Regions from separate parts of the Homo sapiens genome. Here region 1 is linked to region 2. A link is an interaction called in ENCODE POLR2A ChIA-PET data of the cell type or tissue named here. Cell type or tissue: PC-9. All regions are shown on one strand.

Region 1 (2,500 bases), 60 kb before region 2:
ACTTGTTAAGTTGACCTTGTTACTGCACACAGAAGGAAATCACAGTCGGTGTCTCTTCTGTGAGGGAACCTGCCTGGGAGTTTGTGGCCACGTGTTCATTTTTAAGACACGAGGCTATACACAGTTAAAAAGCCAATTCTTGGCCGGGTGTGGTGGCTCACGCCTGTAATCCCAGCACTTTGGGAGGCCGAGGCAGGCAGATCACCTGTGCTCAGGAGTTTGAAACAAGCCTGGCCAACATGGGGAAACCCCATCTCTACTAAAAAATACAAAAATTAGCCAGGCTTGGTGGCAGGTTCCTGTAATCCCAACTACTTGGGAGGCTGAGGCAGGAGAATCGCTTGAACCTGGGAGGTGGAGGTTGCAGTGAGCCAAGATGGTGCCACTGCACTCCAGCCTGGGCAAGAAAAGCAAAACTCCGTCTCAAAAAAAAAAAAAAAAAAAAAAACCAATTCTTACACATTAAATAGCTTAGGGTTGGGGAATTTTTATTTTTGGTATAGCCTTTGACTTAGGTCAGAATTAAAGCTAGACAAAGAATAAACTAGGTCCAAAATGTGATGTACCTGAAAGGTGTGTGCATATTTGCAATTTAGGTCCTGCTCTGTAGTAGATCAAGAACTTGATCAAGAATGCAAACCAAAATAGCATTCTCTCCTGAGTAAAGCTGCCTTTGAAAGTCAGGCCTAGTATCTGTGTGATATTCGGGGCCCCAGAACGTCCAACTGCTTGGTCTGTCCACTGCCCTTAGAAAGGGGCACGTCCCCTCCTGGGAGGGTTACCTTATACAGTGACAGGAAGGAACCAGTCCTATGGCCATCCACGTGTCTACTTGTAAATACACACACAGGCAGGACAGTTCTTGGAGAACTCCTGTAGCATGTCTGCTTCCTTGTTTTCACAACTCTTGAAATTGTATTCTGTCACCGGGTTTCCTGTGTGACTGATATTCTTACAACAGTGATTCCCTCACCTCATCCTTAGATCTCTATGAATTATGTTCCTGAGTCAGAAGACTCAGAAGAGTCATTGGGATGTCTGTTTTCCCCAGATTAACGTGCTCTCCATTAGAATCTCAGCAGGCTTTTTATCCTCAAGAAGTTGAGAAAGCTAATTCTAAAATTCACATGGAAATGCAAAGGATCTAGAGTAGCCAAAACAACTGTGAAAAAGAACAAAGTTGGAAGACTAATAATACTATGCAATTCCAAGACTTCTTATAGTTTTTGTTTGTGTTTGGAGACAGGGTCTCACTGTGTCACCCAGGCTGGAGTGCAGTGGTGTGATCACAGCACACTGCAGCCTCAACCTCCTGGGCTCAGGCGATCCTTCTACCTCAGCCTCCTGCAGTGCTGAGATTACAGGTGTGAGGACCTGTGCCTGGCCTGACTCCTTGTAGATTTCTGTGGATCAGTTGAATCAATTGAATTCAGTTGAATTCAACCTATCCAGATGAAGGTATTTATGAAGTGCAGTCTCTAGGTGTAATATTTGAAATGATAAATTCTGCTTTTTTTTTTTTTTTTTTTTTTTTTTTTTTTGAGACAGGGTCTTGCTCTGATACCCAGGCTGGAATGCAGTGGCACAATCTTGGCTCACTGCAGCCTCGGCCTCCTGGACTCAAGCAATCCGCCCACTTCAGCCTCCCAAGCAGCAGTGACTACCGGCACCACCACACTCAGCTGATTTTTGTATTTTTAGCAGAGATGGAGTTTTAACATGTTGGCTAGGCTGGTCTCAAACTCCTGGTCTCAAGTGATCTGCCTGCCTTGGCCTCCCAAAGTGCTGGGATTATGGGCATGAGCCACCGCGCCCAGCCAATAAACTTTTCTTAAGTTGAAAAATGTTTGGAGTCGTTTTCTGGAAATTCTGAAAGCACTATGGTTAAAGCAAAAAGAAGGTACCAATTCAAGTCTGCAGTGAGCTATGATCGCACCACTGCCCTCCAGCCTGGGTGACAGAGCCAGACTCGGACTCTGAAAATTAAAAAAAAAAAGGTACCGGGATGCAGGAAAAACGTGCACAATTTGGTGACCAAATTGACGTAAGAAATGATAGCTGAAAATTAAGCTTTTTTGGTTTTTATATATAGTCATTTGATTATATTCAGTGCCCTTTTAATTTTATTTTCAGCTAACTTTATTTTTCCAAAATAATTTCACATTTCTTTGAGATGATGTGAGTGTTGGGTAGGGAGAGGTGTGAGAGGTAGTTGAAGGAATAGCTGGAGAGTGGGAAGCAGGCTCTGATGCTGATGGATGGAGTAGGCTGGATTTTTGTGGAGAAATTCAACCATGTATCTACCTATCCTTTATTTACATTTCCTTCAAGAAACTAGTATAACCCTATACAGAACATTCAAAGAAAACTAGCAAATATCATGTGAATAACATTTATATTATAGACATTTTAAATGTTTGCAATTCTCATTTTTAACAGTTGGTCGGGAGAAAAGCAGTGTCAACCACGCAAGTAAGGAAGGTGTAGAGAGACGGAAGGT
Region 2 (2,500 bases):
TCTTGTTTTATTTTTCTTTTTAGCTTGGCATTCATTAAACGTACTCCCGTGATTGATGCAGATAAACCCGTGTCTTCTCAGCTCCGGGTCCTTACACTCAGTGAAGACTCGCCCTACGAAACTTTGCATTCTTTCATTAGCAATGCAGTGGCTCCTTTTTTTAAGTCCTACATTAGAGAGTCTGGCAAGGCAGACAGGTAAAAACTGTGGTTTGAATGTTATATTTCACTTAATGTTCACAAGATAGTATAGAACTCGGTGTAAAACTTGGGAATTGGGAGGGTAACGCTAGTGAGCCGAGGGGATATAAACCCTGTGTATTAATAAATATGTGTGTCATTACTATTTGACAGACCTGAAATGATGGGATCTCTTTGGAGACCAATAGCACACTAAATGTTGAGGTATGAAATCTGTTTTTAGGGATGGTGATAAAATGGCTCCTTCAGTTGAAAAGAAGATTGCAGAACTCGAAATGGGACTCCTTCACTTGCAGCAAAATATTGAAATTCCGGAGATCAGCCTGCCGATTCATCCAATGATCACAAATGTTGCAAAACAGTGTTATGAGCGTGGAGAAAAGCCAAAAGTTACAGACTTTGGTGATAAGGTTGAAGACCCAACATTTCTTAATCAGTTACAATCTGGAGTTAACCGCTGGATCCGAGAAATTCAAAAAGTAAGAGCACAGGATTGAAAGTTATGTAAAATATGTTACTCTTTAATATCTTTGGGAAAACTGATCTGGATTTTGTAAGTGAGGTAAATTATGTGATAACTTGTTAGTGGTGCCGCCTCTTGGTCCTGGGACTGTCCAGTGCAGGACTAGCCTTGGTCTGGGTGGAATGGTCAGGGGACAGTGTGAGATTGCTTGAGTAGTCACCCTGATAGAGCATTAATCTCAGCAGTCGTATACCTTTGATTTCAAATCAAGCCACTTTTGATTTACAGGGAAGGAAATCTACTTGAAATATAAAAATTGAGTTGTAATGCATGTGTTTTGTTAACGATATCTATTCTACCTTGTTTAAATAGTGAATACCCTTGGGTGTTATTTTATTTTCAAAGGTGACCAAACTGGATCGAGATCCTGCATCAGGAACTGCCTTACAGGAAATTAGTTTTTGGCTAAACTTGGAACGTGCGTTATACCGCATCCAGGAGAAACGGGAGAGCCCGGAAGTTCTCCTGACTCTGGATATCTTGAAACATGGCAAGCGCTTCCATGCCACCGTCAGTTTTGACACTGACACAGGTAACAACTAGAACTAATAATCTGATCAGTAAGTTATTGATCTGGCTTTTACGAGATCTTACTTGATAATTTAAATGAAAACTATAGTTTTCACAGATGTACTGTCGTTTTTAACCATTTCCTTTCTTACATCACATCTTATCTTTCCCTCAGTTCCAAGTAATGAAAATTATTCTCCTACACACTTAGCTTTCCCCTTTCCCTTCAGGGGATTTAAGAACATGAAACAGTCTCTAGGTATGAGCACAGATTCCTTCTTGTTTCCCCACTGCTGGGCTCCATGAGTCATCTCCACGAGTCGGCTGTACAATTGGCACAAAGTCAGGTATGCTTTTGACAGGCCAGGCAAGAAGGTGGTTTAAGTGAAGCAGTTCTATTTGCCCAGAGGGTTGTGGAAAAAGAACTGGTCAGTACCACTTTCTCTTCCTCTTTTTACTTGCCCCTTTCTCTTCTTTGTCTTCCTCCCTATTCTGACAAGTGGCCAAAATGAATTTAGTTTTCTGAGTGGAGAACAGTGCCAGTGATGTTGTTTTTTGTTTTGTTTTGTTTTGTTTTTTTCTTTTTAAAATTTTTAAAATTTATTTTTTTTAAGAGATGGGATCTCACTTTGTTTCCCAGGCTGGAATGTGGTGGCATAATCATAGCTCACTGCTGCCTGGAGTTCCCAGGCTCAAGCCATCCTCTCACCTCAGCCACCCAAGTAGCTGGGACTACAGGGATGTACCACCATGTCCAACTAATTTTTGAATTTTTGTAGAAATGGGGACTTGCCACGTTGCCCATGCTGGTATCAAACTCCTAGTCTCAAGCAATCCTCCTGCCTTGGCCTCCCAAAGTGCTAGGATTACAGGTGTGAGCTACCACTCACAGTCATTATTACAATTATTTTTAAATTCTTTTAAAAACTTTGTAACTTGACTGAGCTGCATTAGCACGTACTAGGTCTACAATGTTTGAACACGAGGCATTATTAGGCATTTCTGTTCAACTCTGTGCTCACAAAAGACATGTTAGAACAAGTAATTAAGACAATAGCAGTTGTCATGTTCTCACTTCCCCCAAAAAACGTATGGTACCCACATCTTAAATGTTAGAGAAAATTGTAAGTAGAAACCTTCCGGTTACTTAGATCACATTGCACACATTACATGCGCATTCACTATGCTGAAATGTATACTTTGATTTTTTTAACACCTCTGAAACTTTTGTTTTTTTCCTAATACTTTTTTTGATCTTATGCCAAAG

The links. Peaks named below come from ENCODE experiments on the same cell type or tissue, not always from the same donor. Only the 100,000 strongest peaks of a DNase experiment are listed, where the experiment ranks them.
Region 1: POLR2A ChIA-PET joins it to region 2 with 16 read pairs; 5 of 35 experiments call an interaction of 5 or more read pairs at or near these places.

What each region holds. Positions count from the first base shown.
Region 1 is chr14:101,919,545-101,922,044 of GRCh38, forward strand. All of the region lies in intron 15 of PPP2R5C (protein phosphatase 2 regulatory subunit B'gamma), which reads left to right. Among named protein-coding and RNA genes, the nearest start is that of DYNC1H1, 44 kb to the right of the region's middle. In PC-9, no CTCF peak of the experiment used is centred here; no DNase peak of the experiment used is centred here.
Region 2 is chr14:101,979,296-101,981,795 of GRCh38, forward strand. DYNC1H1 (dynein cytoplasmic 1 heavy chain 1) reads left to right here. Exons shown (of 78, transcript NM_001376.5): 3 at 24-197; 4 at 424-679; 5 at 1,069-1,255. Among named protein-coding and RNA genes, the nearest start is that of DYNC1H1, 16 kb to the left of the region's middle. RefSeq lists an enhancer at 1,765-1,814. In PC-9, no CTCF peak of the experiment used is centred here; DNase peaks (open chromatin) are centred at 1,106 and 1,556; H3K4me3 peaks cover 723 bases; H3K27ac peaks cover 2,500 bases.